Regions from separate parts of the Mus musculus genome. Here all the other regions are linked to region 1. Evidence: chromatin loops called from intact Hi-C (ENCODE). Cell type or tissue: gastrocnemius. All regions are shown on one strand. Region 1 overlaps Epsti1 (epithelial stromal interaction 1 (breast)). Region 2 overlaps Ccdc122 (coiled-coil domain containing 122). Region 3 has its middle 42 kb from the start of Gm30467. Region 4 holds the start of Gm30467 (a long non-coding RNA gene).

Region 1 (5,000 bases):
TGCTGTGCACACATGAAAACCTGACTTTGGAGTCCCAGCAGCCAGGGAAAAAGTCCAGTATGGACTGGTATGTCTCTAACCCCAGAGATGCAAGAGAGGGATGTGGAAGGAGCAAAGATGGGGGCCCTCTGGTCAGCCAGTCTAGTCAAAATAGGACTCCAGCTTCAGAGAGACATCCCATCTCAATAATAATGATAATAATAATAATGTGTCCAGAAACAGAAGGTGCACAGTGTCGACCTCAGCTCCTTACACACTCACACACAGACAAGTGCACACAAGTATACACACATATGTTTGGACTGCACCTGCTAAAGAAAGAACAAAGATAAAACTGACAGAAAGAAATTCTTCCTTGATTCCCATGTTCACTTCCCTGGGCTCCTGATTTAAATAATGTTCAGCCTGTGTCCCCAGGATATAGGGGAGGGAATCAAGGCTTATAAGACTAGTAGGCTAGTCATATGGGTCACAAAGAAGACGTGGCTGCATGGCGAATAACTTGGACTCTTGTTTGTATGAACAGAAAACACACCAGATGCCCCAGGGTTTCTTTTTCTCCTAAGGTGGGCCTACAAGAGAAAATGAGCCTTACTGGGATTGACTCACAAGCACCACCTAGAGGAGAGACGCCCTACAAGGGCAGTCTCCCCCAAACCAGTGGTGATGGAGACCAGCAGGAACTAGTCCTCTGGCCCATTGCTTTGTGTCTTTCAACTAGATTGGAAGGTAGCAGAGAACAGAGCAAGGTCTTAAAGGCTGTCTTCTAATGGTATCAGAAGGAAGATGGTCTGGTGGTTTAGATTCCTTAGGAAGCTGTCATGATGATAACCACTGTTTTCCCTTCTTTCCAGCGCAGGCACATACACCCTGATAGCACCAAACGAGAGCAGAAGGCAGAAGATACAGAGAAGTATGGCACGCACTTTCACCCGACACTCAGAATGCTTCTCCTCTTTATAATTTTTTAAAGTATTTTTATTTTCTTATTTATAGAGACTCACAGAATCTTACCAAGGTCTTAAAAAAAACTTAGAGTTTTAATTGCACTTGTAAAAATTATTCTATTGTTAGCACTTCTAAATTCGTTTCTCTACATTAGTAACAGAGCTCATGGTAATGAGTGACTATGAGCTTTGGATTTTTCTTGGGTTTAAACAACTTCACACCTATTGTTATTGTTTGGATCTTGTCCCTGATATACTAAATAAGTTGGTGGTGATATTTTAATGGTGCTGTGAATACCTTTGAAACGACATGCTATATGTCAAAAAGATTATGAGGGAATTTGTACCTTTTTTTAAAATATATGTTCCATCCCTCCTTAATAGACTTTTTCTGCCTCTGTATTCTTATCCTTCTGTATCTGTCAATCTGCCCTCTACAATCTTACCTTATACAGTGTGTATAATCACTCCCCCCCCCCCCAATCTTTGGCTGTACTCCTTGTACTTAGAGCATGAGTAGCAGGTTTAACTGAGGCACAGAACTAACAAATGCTGCCCTCTGACACTGTCGCACTATTTGTAGTTGCAAGGGGAGATAATGTTCACATGGTTCACCAGGACACTGTGTGACTGCCCACGTCAGCCATGTTTCCAGCTCCAGGATTCTGTGCTCTCCCTTCTTAGGGTATTGGTAAGGAATTCAGTAACCAATAAGGCCATAACGGCCCAGCCAGGAAAGTAGTTATCCGAAGAGACCACATGGACAAGAATCAATCAGGGTGGTCCGGTGAGTCAGTATAGCATATGACAGTGGTCTTCAGTGATTGTGGGGACTGCAGACATTTAGCCAACAGAACCCCAAGGTTCCAACATCTTACAGGCTTCGAGTTCAAGTTTCTAAGGGGAACTAAACCGGGAGATTAGGTTATATAGCAACAGAACTAAGTCTCCCAGGCGCCCCCTGCTGTCTGAATATTTGGACAATAAAGAATACCAAGACCCAAAGCAGGGTGCCAACGCACAGGGCAGAGCCTCCCTCCTCAGAGATAACAGCCAGCTTGAGAAATGTTAAAAATAAAGCAAATATAGGCATCACAATTCTTTGGGGATGTATATTTACCCGGATCTTATTGACATATGAATATTCTAGTTTTTGTACACATTTGTTATAGAAAACCTTTCGAAATAATTCATGAGGTTTTAAGAATGTCAGTGTTGGAGGGAAAACTATATTTCTTTGTGTTAGTAGGAGTTTAGCTGTTGTTCAAATTTGTACCTTCTGTGAGGACACTTAGGAGCTGCCAGGGGTGGGCCCTGCATGACTTGGGGGTCCGGGAGGGCTGGGAGGTATCAGCTTTTCATGGTCATTTTTTTCTGTCTCATTCCGGAAAACTCACTATCTGCTGTCTGCTGTGTGTTTTGATGCTGCAATGACCAGGTTTCTTTTCAAACAATCAACAACTTGCTATTTCTCTCCTGGTTAGTTGCTGAGCAAGAACTGGCAGACCTGGAGAGATGGAAGCAACAGAACAGGGCAAAACCAGTCTACTTGGTGCCACAACGGCTGGGTGAGTGGCAGATGGAAAGCCAGAGCGGGTAGGCAGGGTCACTGGCAGATCCTACTGAGACAGGCTGGGTCTGCTTTCCTTCACATGCGAAGGCTTGCTCTATGGTATTTCTGCCGGAGACGGAATTCATCTGATAGGAAACATTCAAATGTGCAGGTAGATTGCTGTCTCTGGTTTTATGTAAGGAGCAAATGCATCTGCCACAGTTGTGTGGGAATAAAGTGATGGCTTAATTGGCAAATAATTTAGAGCCTCTTAGATGATCAGCTCTGAAGAGAGCTTACCTGGGGCGCTGCATATGCCCAGTCACAGCACTTCCAGGATGCAAGGGAAAGCCACCACAGCATATCCATCCTGGCAGTTAGATGCTAATGTGACAAAACTGAACGGAGAGTCCATTGGGAACATAGAATGGGAGTAAGCTGGGGACCCAGCAGTGGGTATAAAGATGGATGTCTCCTGGGTTTTCATGCTAGGGCTGGGGGACATTTGAGTTGGCAGAGCAGGTGCTGCCAGGGTGATGGAATGTCTGGGTCTCCTGTGTGGGGTTTCAGGCCTTTAGAGGGGATACCCATACCCCCATCCCTCAGTGGGAGTCATTTACGTCCTATCTTGACTTCAGAGTCAGCTGCAGCTTAACACATAGAGGCTTGGCACAGTTCCAGTTACCACAAAGATGCCTTGGGTTAGAAGCCACATACCACCACAATAGTCTTAGAGATAAAGGTGGAGGGGGTGGGCAAGGGAAGAAACTAATTTGGAAATCTCTTAATGAATGAAAGATATAGAACTATATATGTAACTCCACACATTTCACCTTTAGCCAAATAAACTTGAGGAATTTGAGACTTGAGGAATATAGTCTAAACGTCCTCCTCCTCCTCCTCCTCCTCCTCCTCCTCTTCCTCCTCCTCCTCCTCCTCTTCTCCTCCTCCTCTTCTCCTCCTCCTCTTCTCTTCCTCCTCCTTCTTCTTTTTAAAAAATCTTTTATCATTTTTTTAAAGATTTATTTATTTTATGTATGTGAGTGCACTGTCCCTGTCTTCAGACACACCAGAAGAGGGCATTGGATCCCATTACAGATAGTTGTGAGCCACAATGTGGTTGCTGGGAATTGAATTCAGGATCTCTGAAAGAACAGTCAGTACTCTTAACCGCTGAGCCATCTCTAGCCCCCAAACCTCTTCTCTTTAATAGGTCCTCTCAAGTGTTTCACCTTCCACATGGTTTTGAGGTAAAGTAAGAGATTTTTTTTTTAAAGATTTATTTATTTATTATATGTAAGTACACTTCAGACACTCCAGAAGAGGGCATCAGATCTTGTTACAGATGGTTGTGAGCCACCATGTGGTTGCTGGGATTTGAACTCCGGACCTCTGGAAGAGCAGTCGGGTGCTCTTACCCACTGAGCCATCTCACCAGCCCAAAGTAAGAGATTTTTTTCCTCTTTGTGTTTTGAGACAGTTTCATCCCAGTGACTAGCGATCAGTCCTAGGTACTGGCCAGAATTGGTCACCTCCAGGATGACTTTAGATGTATATTCTTTCATGAGATCCTTGTTAGAACTGCAGTCAACAGCAGCAGTGTATCCCTTCTCTTCTGACTCAGGAAGACAAACCATCCATGAGACAGCCACTTTCTTTTCAGAGTGAAGGTCTCACTAGCCAGGCTAGCCTTTAACCCAATTCTGTGCCACCCCCAACCCTTCTGAGGACCCATCGGCCACAGACTTGTGGGAAACTTAGAGTTTTCTCTGAGCATGTAGTCACTGATAAATTGACTGTTCTCCAGGGGAAGACCACACAAACAAGAATGTTTGGGCAGCACAATTGGTCTTGAAGAATTTAAAAAATAAGCAGGATGCACAGTTGGGCAGGTAGGGAAGAGGGGATGGATCTGAGAGGAGTTGGGGGAAGGGAGATGAATATGATCAACACACTGTACAAAACGCTCAAAGAACTACTAAAAATATTGGGGGAAATGAGTGGGTAATAAAGATTACGTACATCTGCTGTGCCGAAAATCTGAAAGGTTCTTTCTTATGCAGGAGGAATGTTCCAGAATTCTTAGCCAAGACAGAATCGCTTAATGTCTAGTGTGGTCCTTCAGGCATGGTTTCAAGCTAGGTGAAGACTTTAATGTTTATGATGGAAAGCCCTAGTGTCTTTAAAGAACAAAGTTTCATCTTCCCACCCATCAGTTAGCTTTTAAAGTGACCACCACTCTTAGACAACTTTTGAAGATGACCGGCTATATTCCAATGTCCAGGTGTATAAAAAACTCAAGTCACACTGCTGGGTTCCCATGCAGTTAACTAGTTAACTAGTACTCAACAGCTGGCCTTGCAGCTTAATATTTCTGTTTTACCTTTGTGGCTTATTTACTTATTTATTTATTTATTATTTATTTTCACCAGGTGGAAGCCAGTCTGAGGCTGAAGTCAGACAGAAACAACAGCTGCAACAGATGCGTTCTAAATACCAGC
Region 2 (5,000 bases), 870 kb before region 1:
GCACCTAGGGTGAGAGTATTAAGCCCACACCCACAGTGACACACCTACTCCAACCAGGTCACACCTCCAAATGGTGCCATTCCCTGGTCCAAGAATATACAAACCATCACAGTGGACATGATCAGAACTATCTCAAGAAACATTATGTCATAGTATGGTGAAGTAGAGATATATAGATAGACAGACAGACAAACTGATTGATTGATTATGGGTCTGCACATACTATGTGCCAGGCATTTCTTGGTATCTATGCTTTTAAAGTTTGCATTGGCTGAAGGATATAAAAACAGGTATAAAAGATGCCAGTGATGATCAATGTTATTAAAAGCAATAGAGTTGGAAACATGGCTCAGTCAGTAACGTGTTTGCATACATGAAGACTTAAGTCAGTTCCCCCAAAGCCCACATAAGAAAGCCAAGCAGAGTAGTATATGCCTGTAATATGCCACTAGGAAGGCAGAGATAGGATGGTCCCTGGACATGCTGGCCAGCCAGTCTAGCCTAACCAGTGAGTTAGGTTCAGTGGGAGAGTTTATTTCCAAACAAACAAAGACATAGAAAGTCATTGAGAAAGACATTCACTCAAGGTCTGCCTGCCTTTGCCTCCACCTACATGTGCACACGTATGGATGGGGGGGGGGAGAGAGAGAGAAAGAGAGAGAGAGAGAGAGAGAGAGAGAGAGAGAGAAGAAGGAGGAGGAGGAGGAGGAGGAGGAGGAGGAGGAGGAGGAGGAGGAAGAAGAAGAAGAAGAAGAAGAAGAAGAAGAAGAAGAAGAAGAAGAAGAAGAAGAAGAAGAAGAAGAAGGAAGAAGCAGGAAGAAGCAGGAAGAAGCAGAAGCAGAAGAAGAAAAGAGAAATGAAAGAATAAGGCCATGAAGAAGAAGAAGAAGAAGAAGAAGAAGAAGAAGAAGAAGAAGAAGAAGAAGAAGAAGAAGAAGAAGAAGAAGAAGGAAGAAGCAGGAAGAAGCAGGAAGAAGCAGAAGCAGAAGAAGAAAAGAGAAATGAAAGAATAAGGCCATGCTTAAGGAAGAGCTGTTAGGAAAGATTCCCTGTTAACACAGTTAAGGGAAATTGGATTCCAATATAACTTAAAGGTGACCAGTAAGGTTTTTTTGTTTTTGTTTTGTTTTTAAGAAAGTTTACTTATTTATTTTATGTATATGAGTACACTGTATCTGTCTTTAAATAAACCAGAAGAGGGCATTGGATCCCATTATAGATGGTTGTGAGCTACCATGTGGTTGCTGGGAATTGAAGTCAGGGCCTAACCTTTGGAAGAACAGCCAGAGCTTTTAATCACTGAGCTATATCTCCAACTCCAAGTAATAAGTTTAAAAGAAAGAATTGTATTATCTAAAGGAAGAAAAATAATCAGAATCTGGTTTGTCCCTTGAGTGAGACAAAGAGAGCTCTGGCCTTGGACATTCTACTTGTGGTGTACCTTTAAGGACAAAGGGGCAAGGAACTCACTTTATCTTTAAAAATCTAAATTGCCCTGAGATCTCCATCTTTTGGAGAATTCTGAGATAATAACCTAGTATTTGTGTCCTGAATAACAACAATGAACTTATAATTTATTGAGATATGCAATGCTGGAGAGGACAAAGAGGTGAGGAGTTTAAAAATAGTAATGCCTGTTCAAAATTCAAGTGGAGATATGAAGTAGGGAATCTGATCTGAGTCTGTAGGTAAAAAAGGATGTTCAGGTTAGAGATATAGATTTAGGAACGCTCAGCCTCATACAAGATGATTTGTTTTTTTGTTTGTTTGTTTGTTTTGGTTTGGTTTTTTTGTTTTGTTTTGTTTTTGTTTTGGGGGGAACCTGAGATTTTGTGTCATTTAGCCAATATCTCTCCAGCTTTTTCTGCCTTTCAATTCTTGGTGATTACTAGTCTTCTATCCAGTGAGTTGGATAGAAGTTCTAATTATAAGTTACACAATAGTTGTCTTCCAATTGCTCATAGTCTGTAACACAATGCCCTTCAACTTCACAAATAAATGTGGCAAATGACCACATTCTTTTGAAGACTGAATAATCCTGCTTTGTTTTTACATACCACTATTTCTTTGCATACTAGATGATCTTAAAGAATTGAACTGGAGGGCATACTGTATCAGGAGGACCAGAAAGGAGGTAGGTGAAGATGAGTAACAGGACACTCTATAACAGTGAGGAAGACAAGTTCCTTCCACTCGGCGCCAGCACCGGGTCACCTTGGGCACAGAGTCAGCGGACACCCCCAAGGTCCCTAGAGGACAGCTTGTGAGGCAGATCCTGTTTCAGGCTCCAGACATCTGGGCACCTTCCCTGCCAAAGGAGAGGTGTCTTCCCAACCCGGGAGGGCTTTGCAAGAGCACCAGGGGAACTCATCTTGGTTCCCGGATCCCTCCAAGACTAGTCTGCACAGGTGAGAGTGTGGACTACAGAAGCTAACACCTTCTGGGACAGGCCCTGTTTTGGGCCTTCATCTTCTGCCAGGAGGCAGGTCCAGATATCTGTCCACCATCCCTGCAAGAGGAGAGCTTGCCTGCTCTGACCACTGAAACTCAGGAGAGAGCTAGTCTCCCAGGTCTGCTTATAGAGGCTAACAGAATCACAAGAGGAACAAGCTCTAACCAGAGACAACTATAACTACTAACTCCAGAGATTACCAGATAGTGAAAGGCAAACGTAAGAATCTTACAAACAGAAACCAAGACCACTCACCATCATCAGAACATAGCACTCCCACCTCAGCCAGTCCTGGGCACCCCAACACACCAGAAAAGCTAGACCCGGATTTAAAAGCATATCTCATGATGATGGTAGAGGACATCAAGAAGGACTTTAATAACTCAATTAAAGAAATACAGGAGAACACTGCTAAAGAGTTACAAGTCCTTAAAGAAAAACAGGAAAACACAACCAAACAGGTAGAAGTCCTTAAAGAAAAACAGGAAAACACATCCAAACAGATGATGGAAATGAACAAAACCATACTAGACCTAAAAAGGGAAGTAGACACAATAAAGAAAACCCAAAGTGAGGCAACGCTGGAGATAGAAACCCTAGGAAAGAAATCTGGAACCATAGATGCGAGCATCAGCAACAGAATACAAGAGATGGAAGAGAGAATCTCAGGTGCAGAAGATTCCATAGAGAACATTGGCACAACAATCAAAGAAAATGCAAAATGCAAAAAGACCCTAACTCAAAACATCCAGGAAATGGAGGAAACAATGAGAAGACCAAACCTACGGATAGGAGGTAGATGAAAATAGGAGTAGATGAGAATGAAGATTTTCAACTTAAAGGGCCAGCAAATATCTTCAACAAAATTATAGAAGAAAACTTCCCAAACCTAAAGAAAGAGATGCCCATGAACATACAAGAAGCCTACAGAACTCCAAATAGACTGGACCAGAAAAGAAATTCCTCCAGACACATAATAATCAGAACATCAAATGCACTAAATAAAGATAGAATATTTAAAGCAGTAAGGGAAAAAGGTCAAGTAACATATAAATGCAGGCCTATCAGAATTACACCAGACTTTTCACCAGAGAATATGAAAGCCAGAAGAGCCTGGACAGATGTTATACAGACACTAAGAGAACACAAACTCCAACCCAGGCTACTATACCCAGCCAAACTTTCAATTACCATAGATGGAGAAACCAAAGTATTCCAGGACAAAAACCAAATTCACACATTATCTTTCCACAAATCCAGCCCTTCAAAGGATAATAACAGAAAAAAACCAATACAAGGACGGAAACCACACCCTAGAAAAAGCAAGACGGTAATCCCTCAACAAACCTAAAAGAAGACAGCCACAAGAACAGAATGCCAACTCTAACAACAAAAATAATAGGAAGCAACAATTACTTTTCCTTAATATCTCTTAATATCAATGGACTCAATTCCCCAATAAAAAGACATAGACTAACAGACTGCCTACACAAACAGGACCCAACATTTTGCTGCTCACAGGAAACCCATCTCAAGGAAAAAGACAGACACTACCTCAGAATGAAAGGCTGGAAAACAATTTTCCAAGAAAATTGTCTGAAGAAAAAACCTGGAGTAGCCATTCTAATATCGAATAAAACCGACTTCCAACCCAAAGTTATCAAAAAAGACAAGGAGGGACACTTCATACTCATCAAAGGTAAAATCTTCCAAGAGGAACTCTCAATTCTGAATATCTATGCTCCAAATGCAAGGGCAGCTACATTCATTAAAGAAACTTTAGTAAAGCTCAAAGCACACATTGCACCTCACACAATAATAGTGGGAGACTTCAATACACCACTTTCATCAATGAACAGATCCTGGAAACAGAAATTAAACAGGGGCACAGAGAAACTAACAGAAGTTATGAAACAAATGGATTTAACAGATACCTACAGAACATTTTATCCTAAAACAAAAGGATATACCTTCTTCTCAGCACCTCATGGTACCTTCTCCAAAATTGACCATAAAACTGGTCACAAAACAGGCCTCAACAGATACAAAAATATTGAAATTGTCCCATGCATCCTATCAGATCACCATGGCCTAAGGCTGATCTTCAATAACAACATAAATAATGGAAAGCCAACATTCACGTGGAAACTGAACAACACTCTTCTCAATGATACCTTGTTCAAGGAAGGAATAGAGAAACAAATTAAAGACTTTTTAGAGTTTAATGAAAATGAAGCCACAACATACCCAAACGTATGGGACACAATGAAAGCATTTCTAAGAGGAAAACTCATAGCTCTGAGTGCCTCCAAAAAGAAACTAGAGACAGCACACACTAGCAGGTTGACAACATACCTAAAAGCTCTAGAACAAAAGGAAGAAAATTCACCCAAGAGGAGTAGAAGGCAGGAAATAATCAAACTCAGGGGCGAAATCAACCAAGTGTAAACAAAAAGGACTATTCAAAGAATCAACCAAACAAGGCGCTGGTTCTTTGAGAAAATCAACAAGATAGATAAATCCTTAGCCAGACTCACTAGAGGGCACA
Region 3 (5,000 bases), 190 kb before region 1:
TTTATAATTAACAAATGTATGAGTCAGGGTTCCCTGGGGAAAAAAGAACAATTGGATGTCTGAATACTATTATATAGATGATAAAAAAATTGACAGACATTCTAAAGTATGGCTCATGGCATTATCAGGGCTGACAAGACTGGAATTTGTCGGACAGATCAGCGGGCTGGAAATTTGAGGAAGAGTTGATGCTGCCCTTGAGGAATCAAGGAAGAAGAGCAAGCTAGAACTGATGTGTTGATCCTGAAGTCAAATTGCACATCCTTTGGGAAATGTCACTTTGTTCTGGAGCCCTTCAACAGATTGTATGGTGGCCCATTTGCATTATGCAGGGTGATCTACTTTGTCCAATCTTCTTTTTTTAATGCTGAATAAACTCTTTTAAAATATGTAAACAGCCACATCTAGACTAGTATTTGACCACACACCAGGGTGTCACTGCCTACCATGAAGTTGCTACAAAAAATGAACCATCATGTAGCCAGGTATAGGGGAGTCTGCCTATAGTCCTTGCTATTCAGAAGAAGCCTAGGAGGCAGAGAACAGTCAGGGAGACAGCAAAAACACTGTAGCCTCTACACAAAAGAAGGACACTTAAAGCAATTTAGTCATCACCCAGAGGATAAGAACAAGGCGTACATCATGCTAAGCATCCACTGGTCCCTTTCTCTACCAATAAGAAGGAAGTGTGGTACTCAACCCACCAGAACAAGAACAAAGCAGCGGCAGAACCACAGAGAATGAGAAAAACCTTACAGATGAGCTCATTCCTCGAAGGAAGAAAGGGGTGAATGATAAAGGCGGGATAACCTGACTCTGGACACTATCTACCTGCAAATTAGAGCAAACTCTTTATGTGGGGGTTGGGGGGGGGGAGATCTCCATGTTTCCTTTCTACCCAGACTACCCATCTACCACCTACCATCTAAAATGGTGTTCAGGTATTCACTGACACAAGAAAGCATGATTTGAATTCTTACAAATAGCTGCATCCAGATACAAGCACATGGTGATGGCTTCCTTTGAAGAAGTCATTTGTTTTGCCTATGGTTTCTTTGGGGTGATGTCTGCATCCCTGGCTTACTTGCAGAGGTTTTGTGTGATTGAACCTTTTGGTTTTACCTTGTCTCCCTCCTAATAGTTGGAAGAGGTTCACACTGGAAGACGTTTTGTATTAAAATCTGGCATGGGGTCCAAGAGACAGTCTCTTCTTTTGACTCGGCTCAGAGCTGGCTATGGTTCCTTCTGCTATGCCTCTAGCCTTTGGAGAGAAAGGGCCTTGTGTGTAGACAGCTTGTGGAATGATTACAAGATATAAAAAGATATTTGAGGGTTAGCAATATAACCCAGTTAAGTGCTCTCCCAGCATGGACAGAGTCTTGGGCTCAGTCCCCTGGACAGAGTCTTGGATTGGGTCCCCACAAGCTGGGCACGGTGCCACATACTAGCAATTCCAGCTCTCAGAAGGTAGAGGCAAGAATATAAGGAACCCAACGTCATTCTTAGCTACATAGCAAGTTCAAGGGCAGCCTGAGATTTAAGAGACCCTGCCTCCACCCCCAAAAAAGGATAAAGATGACTCGGTCCCTGAAGAGAGACACCATGGCTCTATAAGTCCTTTTATCACTACTCTTTGCTATCTGACCTTCAGCACTTATTCTGTGCCTCAATTTACTCATCAGCAACACCTAAATAGTTTTAAAGAGCTGCCCTGCCCTCTTCCGACCTACTATGTAATAAATCAGGATGTCGGAAAGTTCTGTAATTTCAGAGTCTATAAATCAAGCAGAGCAAAATATAGAAACCATCAATATCATCACCCTAGGTCAAAAACAAGATTTCAATTCCAGGCTCTGACGCCAGCCTAGTGAGTATAAATGCCGGTGGCTCTTGTCGCCACATTCAATGTATTCGCCATCAGATCAAGAAGTCATTAGAGAAAGACAGCCTCACTGTACAGTGGCACAGTCCTAACAGCAGACTGACAAACATGGAGACAGCTGGCGGCTCAGCAGCAGATTTTAAAATGAATTTACAGTTTATGAAATGTGCAAGATTGATGACATCAGTGACAGAGTCCTTGCTTAAAGGGACAGACCAAGGGAGACAAGGACAGTGACCTGGATATCCTCTGCTTGCTCCTCCACTCCTGCCAATACTCAGGCAGGACACTAGGGCTTGCCAAGTCCCCACAATGGAATCAGAATCTGAACTCATGGTGACATGCTCAAAACAGATTCAACTCGTTGGTTCTTCATGTTGGCAGAGAATGAGCCAGCTGTGGGTAGGCGGGAGAAAGGGCGAGCCTTCCCTTCTGGTCACTGCCTTTGAAATTGTGTAAGCGTGTAGAAAGGAGCTCACCATGGAGCCGATGGCACCCAGCACAGGTGTGAGGCACTTGGTAACTGTGACACAATCCTACAGAGAGGGTGACGATCCTCATCAAATCTCACATTTGACAGCCTTACTTATTATCTCTTCCATGTCTCTGCAATTATCAGACAGCCCACCAGGACTGCACAGTTTTACAAGGTTCTTCTTTCATAGCATCAAGGGATTTCAGCCCATCTCTACTGGCTGTTTCCTTGACATTTTCTCTAAAACATCCAAAACTTTGATTTAAATAAAAACAAAAACCACTCAGTGTGGCACATTATTTGGTACTTTTCAACAATCTCTAATGACTTCTCAATGAGTCAATGACACTGAAAGAATCACAGCTGAGTCCAGCACCCAGGAATTGGGTGAGTGCCATGTTGACATGCCCTCTCACTAGCCCATCTGGTCCCTTCCCTTTTCTGTCATGTGTTTCAGAGTCATGACATATTTGTTTGAAGCATAGAGCTCTTATTCCCTGGGCTAGGTAAAGTGCTTGCTGTGCAAGTCTGAAGACCTGAGTTCAATGCCTAGCACCAACAGACCAAAAGTGGAGCACTGCACTACATACCTATAATCCCAGTGGTACGGAGACAGAAGGGTTTCTGTCACACAAGACAAATTGCTGAGTTCAAGATTCAGTGAGAGACTATCTCAAAACATAAGGTAGAGACTGATTGAGGAAGATGCCTAATGTTAACCTCTGGCTTCCACTTAACAACTCCAATTTGATATTTAAAAGACAGAAAGAGAGTAAATCATGGATTCTGACCACTTCTAGCAAGTCTCAAATGCCTGTTCCTTTTGGTCCCAATCTGAGGAGCTGACTATTGAGAGGACTCTGAGCCTGATGTCACTAGGACTCAGCCATTGGTGAGAGGCCACTGCTAGACATAGTCAGCCTATCCAGTCTTAGCCTGCTTGAAAGTCACAGAGAAAACCACCAGAGTTATCTACACTGAGAGGATCCCTATGACCAGGCACCATGCAGAGGTATGAGATGGGAGGAGAGTATATGTCAGCCAAGCAATCAGAGAGGCAGACAGAAGGCTCTGCTACTAAGATGCTAAAGCAGCAGGGGACAAACTATCCCTTCTACCTTCCGATCACCAGACCTCTTTTCCTGGTACTGTTCTGCTTTCCAGCTTCTCTAGTTCCCTGTTGTTCTTCATGCTTTGTGGCTTGGTTATCCTTGGGAGTGAGTGTTCCTGTTTCTTGTAGCTCACAGGCATATCTGCAACCTGGGTAAGCTGAATATCCAACAGTTAGTGCTTATTTTGAACTGATGCAATGGCTACTTTTAATACTAAGTAGAATTCCCTGAATAGCCTTATTCACTTACCTATCTACTTAGGGATTTGATACTCTTAAAGTTCATCTTTAAAAAAATATACATATATGGCAACTCACTTTGGCACATAATAAATTAATATATAATATAATATATAACATATAACACATAACATATAATTTAGAATATAATATAGTATATAACATAATATATATTATACTATGTTATATAATAATATTGTATGCTAAAAGTGAGGTGCCACCAATGTAGTGGAAAATCAGAAATGCTCCCCAATTTCAAAAGCATTTCTAGAACTTGAACATCCCAGTCTATTATTCTCTGACTATCAGACAGCTGGCAGATGCAGAGTTCTTTTCCTTCAGTATTCCCAAACAGAGATTACTGGACAAACACCACTGTTAGGTAAACATTGTGTTCGCTACTGGTGGATCAACAAACTTTGGGGAATTTAGTTGTTTAAGACAACTGAGAACATTCGAGTTAAACATCCAAGAGCAATGGCTGAAAGGTTAGCGTTCCTATTCAAAAGAGGCATGAGCGAAGAAAACAATCAGCAGAAACAAGAACCATAGAATCCCACAGCACTCCTTTTTAAAATGTCGTGCTCCTGATATTGTTGCCTGTGTGATTCTAGCCTGCCCAGACTGGTCAGTATGCAAAGGGGGTTCCAACAGAGTTTCAGAAGAAACACAAGAAAAAAATTAAAAATGATTGTTCATCCTGAGAACTGAATTTTAGGGAGCAAGGATGCCCCTAAAAGGTTTTTGTGTGAGTTAGAAAAAGATGCTTCCTCTGGAAAGATGAAACCCCACAGCAGTGCACACAGCTCCTATCACAGTTCAGGCTGGACTTCTGCTCTCATGGGCCTCTGGGCAAGGTGTCTGTGTGCAACTAACAACCCAGACATCCTTGATCACAGAAGGGAGGGAGGGAAGAGAGAAGTGGGAAATGGACAAATCAAGGGCCAAGGAGGACAAAGGAGTGAAGGAGTCATCATTAGAAAAAGAAACCTTGAGGTAGCAACAGAGGAAGGGGCAAGAGGGAGAAGAAAACTAAAAAAGAAAGAAAGAAAGAGAGAGAGAGAGAGAGAGAGAGAGAGAGAGAGAGAGAGAGAGAGAGAGAGAAAAGAAAAGGCCTTAGACTCTTTTCCCATCAGCCTACCATGCTTGGCCATGATGGTGAAGCCAGGCCAGATGACATGTGTGAGTATTCAGCTGACTTTAAGTGAGTTAATCTGTATGAGGACTGACTCTCAGGAGGCTCCACAACTAAACTGGATGAAGATCTGGGAGACCACATGCTAATGCATCTA
Region 4 (5,000 bases), 150 kb before region 1:
GGGAGGGAGAAAGGAAGGAAGGAAGGAAGGAAGGAGGGAGGGAGGGAGAGAGAAAGGAAGGAAGGAAGGAAGGAAGGAAGGAAGGAAGGAAGGAAGGAAGGGAGTGAGGGAGTGAGGGAGGGGAGAGGGAAGGAGGGAGAGAGGGAGGGAGGGAGGGAGAGAGGAAGGAAGGAAGGAAGGAAGGAAGGAAGGAAGGAAGGAAGGAAGGAGGAGTAGGGGCTGGGGAGATGGTTGCCTGGCTCAGTGGATAAGCCCTGGCCCCTCAAGCATGAGGACCAGGACCAGTGTTTAAATCCCTAGCTTTGGGAAGCCACATGTGCCGTTGCAGAGTGGCACTGACTACTGCTGGCCACCATTCATAAGTTTGGACAAACAACCAATGTGTACATATGCAGTAAAGTTTTTTGCAAAGACACTGCCTGGCCCAGGCATGATAATGAGGCTTTGAGAGTATAACCAATCAGATGTGAGACATGCAAATGAGGTATGATAATGAGGCTCTGTGAGGTACAGAGAGAGAGAGAGAGAGTAGCCAATCAGATGAGGAACATGCAAATGAGGTGTAGTGCATAACCAATCCGGGTGTGAGACACACCTCTCCTAGGCCTATATAAGCAGCACCAGTTCTGGGCTCGGGGTCTCTTCGTCTCTGCAATCAAGCTCTCCCAATAAACGTGTGCAGAAGGATCCTGTTGCAGCGTCGTTACTGCTGGCCAGTCCGGGCCTGCAAGACCTAGCACCATAAAAATGCTGGGTAAGCATGGCAACCCCTTCTAACTCCAGCATTGGGAAGGTGGATCAAGTTGACCCCCAGGGCAAGCTGGCAAGCTAGCCTAGCACTACTTGGGAAGCTCTGGGTTTAACTGAGAGCTTTGCCTCAATGAATAATGTGGAGAGTGAATAAGGAAGACCCAGACTTCCATATGTGTACACACATGCCCCCAACAGATGTAAACATGTGTATGTGTGTATGTACATGTGTTACAGAGAAGAATGACCGGCTTTAATAAACAGGTCTAATCGGATAGACTCTGGTTCTATAAATATCAGAATTCTTGACTGTCTTTTTCAACACAGTCATGGAGATTTCTCCAGAATCCCATCGCGTGTGTTTTTCATCTCCAAGCCCTACTGCAGCTCTCCAAGGACATCAGCTCTGCATCACTACATCTCCGCTGTGTCAGGGTCTGCAGAGAGCAGATGGGCTAGAAATGATGGCTTGTAAATAAAACTGGCTTTCCAGAATGGGACCCCTGGTCTGAAGCATTTGTCATAGAAGATGAGGCTGGCAGTTCTGCTATGGGCCATCCTGGTCCAATACTGGTCCTGGGTCTTGACTGTAGTAAGTCAGTAGAGCCAGAGTTGCCAGCCAAGGCTGATGTAAAGGGACTGTTTAGCCCAGTGGTCCTCAACCTTCCTAATGTTGAGGTCCTTTATTACAGTTCCTCATATTGTGATAACGCCCAACAATAAGATTATTCTTGTTGCTACTTCCTAACTGTAATTTTGCTACTGTTATGAATCATAATGTAAATATCTGTATTTTCTTAGATTGAGAACCGCTGGCTTGGACCTATCCTCACCTGCACGAAACACAAATGTATGTGCTTACTGAGAGAGGCCTGGTAAGTGGGGGTTTGTGGCTTGACAGAGTGCCATTAACACATTATCTACAGAAAGCTGAAGACTGACAGTGCAGCCACACCATGATGACTCCTAGAACACATAACATAATTATATCATCCCATCCAAATGTACTGGGAGAAATGTTTTGAGCAGGTCAAAATCTAGGTAGATTAGGAAGTGATCATGCCAGATTGACAGGAGGTGGCAGGGGGCAAGAGGAAGTAGGAAGGAGCTGGCTAAACAATGCACAGCTATACACAGAATATAAGGTGAAAGCATGGCATGGCTGTGGCAGGATATTTGATCACAGGTAAACCCTGAGATTGTATTTGCTGAAAAAAAAAAAAAAAACTGTTTCTCGTTGTGGTGAGGCTCAGCCCTTTGTACATACTTTTGATTCCTGTGGCTGTAATGCAGACATGTCCTTAGAACTCACCTTTAATCCCAAACAATGAAGGTAGAACTAGTTTGTAGAAGGAAGCAGCCATGTTTGAAAGTGATACCTAATTGAGTGGAAGACAAAGTGATGAATCAGAGAAAGATCTGACAGAATAGGATATACCCAAGTCTCACAAGAACAGAGAGGAAAAGGAAGTTACTTAAGAAAGCAGTGCAAAGAGAGAAAAGGGAGAGGGAGAGAGAGAGGAGGCAGTTTTTACCTTGAGAGTTTTACAGGGACAGGTTGAAGAAAGAATGAGTCAGAGAATGAGAAGGAGCTAGAGGATTATAAGAGATTGCCAAAGTTAGCATGAGGCCAAGTAGAGCAACTTAGGAGAGACGGGGGGGGGGGGGGGGGGGGAGACAGAGACAGCGACAGAGAGAGGGGGGACAGATTGAATCAGTTTTCATGGAGAGGAGCTTTGAACCAGAATAGCTTAGTTAACCAGCCAACTAGAGCACAGAAAGAACAAGAAAGGGTAAGGTTAATTCAGCAAGAAGTCTCAGAGGCTGAAAAGATTCTAAGCCTAGATTAGATTGTATGGAGTCTAGAAGCTTCCAGGACTAGGCCTAGGTTAGCAGATGGAAGCAATGATCACATCAAGAGAATAAAAGTTACATTTACACATGATATGGAAGGTGCTTACTCACACTATAACACAGAAATAGCAAAAGGGAAGAGACTACATAACCCAGGCCCCTAGATGCCCATTGTGTTTGTGTGTTTGATTTGGGTTATTTCTAGAATAATAATAATGCATTTGGCTTTCTTGTACAGACAGACTCTCATTGCCATTATACTGAAATAACACTAAAGGCTCTTCTCAAGCCAGGGGATTTCTTCTAACCATAATGTCTTCTTTCCCCTTTCTCTGGCCTAAATCACATCAGTATGCTTGCCTGAGCTGTTGCTACTTTCCCTGTCCTGCCCCATTCATAGTTGGAACCACTAGGGGGCAGTCCAGGGCTCCAACCTCTGTTGGATGGTGTGACATATACCCACATACATGCACACATACAAACCTACAAAGTAAAGACAGCTGTTTCCCTAGAATTTGAAAAAAAAAGTTTAATAATGTTCTATAAACTAATTACTAAGTAAACTAATGGATAAGAAAGACAATGCCACAAAGAATGCCCACCTACTGCAGATTCTATAGAGATTTCCACATAGGGTTGGGGGTTGAGCCAAGTTCCCCTCAATACCTTTCTAAATTTTAGGCCCTATTATATAAAGAGAGAGAGAGAGAGTAACAAGAAGACGACGTTACAGAAGGTAAAAATCACACAAGGGAATATTCTGCTCTGCTGTGTCATGTACCCTGCCTGGGCCTCCTGGCTGGCACCACTCAGCCCCAGGTAGCAGAGTGGCCCTTTTGTCATGTTCAAATACTCACTAGGGATTTTCTTGATTGGATCATTTGAGGTGGGAAGACCTACCCTAGATCTGGCCTACACCTTCTGGTGGCAGACCACATAAAACAACATGGGACAAGGAAGCTTTTGCTTGTGGTCTGCCTGCCCTCATCCTCACTGGCAAGTTCATCCACCCTGCTGATGAAGCACTTGTTTCCTGGTGTTGTAACCTTGAGATTCTAACAAGAGACTGAACACCAGCAGTTCTCTAGGAATCCTCTGGAATGCCAGCACTCACTCACTCACTAACTATATAATGTATATATGTATATATGTATACAACATGGGACAAGGAAGCTTTTGCTTTTTGTCTGCCTGCCCTCATATACACACACATATATACACACATACATACATACACACACATATATATACACATACATATACGTATATATATATATATACACACATATATGTGTGTGTATATATGTATATATGTATGTGTATATATGTATGTATTATATGTATATATAGTTTTTAAAGTGACTTACAGCATATATAAATATATACACATATATACATATAAGTACATATATACACACATGTATATATACATCTGTATATGTGTATGTATATATGTATTTATACACATACATATATACATATATATACACACACACACGCATACACACGTGCATATATACCATTATACCAGTTCTGTTCCTTTAGAGAAGCCTATCTCAGCACCTCTTTCTCTTTGAAGAGAACCTGATCCTCACAGTGTACCCATCTCCTTTCTCTTTTCTTTGAATAGTTTCAGTGACAACCTTCCCCTCCTCACAACCACCACAGCCTGAGATGTGGACAGCAGATGCCACTTAATATCCAAGTGTCCAAAAGAGAGTGCCTGCTCCACGAAGGGGGTCACCTTGTCTCCTTAATCATCAGGACACAGCACCTGATGCTAGGATGCAGTCCCAGCTGGACCACTCCTGGTCACACACCCAAAAGATGCTCAACATATAAGAAGGACACATACTCTACTATGTTCATAGCAGCCATATTTATAATAGCCAGAAGCTAGAAAGAACCCAGATGTCCCTCAACAGAGGAATGGATACAGAAAATGTGGTACATTTACACAATGGAATACTATTCCGCTATTAAAAACAATGACTTCATGAAATTCTTAGGCAAATGGATGGAACTAGAAAATATTATCCTGAGTGAAGTAACCCAATCACAAAAGAACACACATGGTATACACTCACTGATAAGTGGATACTAGCCCCAAAGCTCAGAATACCCAAGATACAATTCACAGATGACATGAAGCTCAAGAAGAAGGAAGACCAAAGTGTGGGTGCTTTAGTCCTTCTTAGAAGGGGGAATAAAATACCCATGAGAGCAGATATAGAGACAAAGTGTGGAGTAGAGACTGAAGAAAAGGCCATGCAGAGACTGCCCCACCTGGGGATCCATCCCATATACAGTTACCAAACCCAGACACTATTGTGGATTCCAACAAGTACTTGCTGACAAAAGACTGTTTGTTATAGCTGTCTCCTGAGAGGCTCTGC

What was found. Hi-C counts contacts between places; a loop is a spot of excess contacts. Peaks named below come from ENCODE experiments on the same cell type or tissue, not always from the same donor. Only the 100,000 strongest peaks of a DNase experiment are listed, where the experiment ranks them.
Region 2: a loop joins it to region 1, with 7 times the contacts of the local background. A loop is called at or near these places in 14 of 42 quality-filtered maps.
Region 3: a loop joins it to region 1, with 2.2 times the contacts of the local background. A loop is called at or near these places in 2 of 42 quality-filtered maps.
Region 4: a loop joins it to region 1, with 2.3 times the contacts of the local background. A loop is called at or near these places in 7 of 42 quality-filtered maps.

The regions. Positions count from the first base shown.
Region 1 is chr14:77,926,316-77,931,315 of GRCm38, forward strand. It overlaps Epsti1 (epithelial stromal interaction 1 (breast)), which reads left to right. Exons shown (of 12, transcript NM_029495.2): 2 at 855-913; 3 at 2,432-2,515; 4 at 4,932-5,000. Among named protein-coding and RNA genes, the nearest start is that of Epsti1, 25 kb to the left of the region's middle. In gastrocnemius, CTCF peaks have their summits at 627 and 1,918 (motif pointing left); DNase peaks (open chromatin) are centred at 619, 1,911 and 2,543.
Region 2 is chr14:77,054,337-77,059,336 of GRCm38, forward strand. The region is part of intron 1 of Ccdc122 (coiled-coil domain containing 122); the gene reads left to right. Among named protein-coding and RNA genes, the nearest start is that of Ccdc122, 20 kb to the left of the region's middle. In gastrocnemius, no CTCF peak of the experiment used is centred here; a DNase peak (open chromatin) is centred at 2,257.
Region 3 is chr14:77,736,825-77,741,824 of GRCm38, forward strand. No RefSeq gene overlaps it. Among named protein-coding and RNA genes, the nearest start is that of Gm30467, 42 kb to the right of the region's middle. In gastrocnemius, no CTCF peak of the experiment used is centred here; DNase peaks (open chromatin) are centred at 1,426, 2,145 and 2,751.
Region 4 is chr14:77,780,400-77,785,399 of GRCm38, forward strand. Gm30467 (a long non-coding RNA gene) reads left to right here and starts at 673. Exons shown (of 4, transcript XR_383626.3): 1 at 673-754; 2 at 1,552-1,625. In gastrocnemius, a CTCF peak has its summit at 3,015 (motif pointing right); a DNase peak (open chromatin) is centred at 3,022.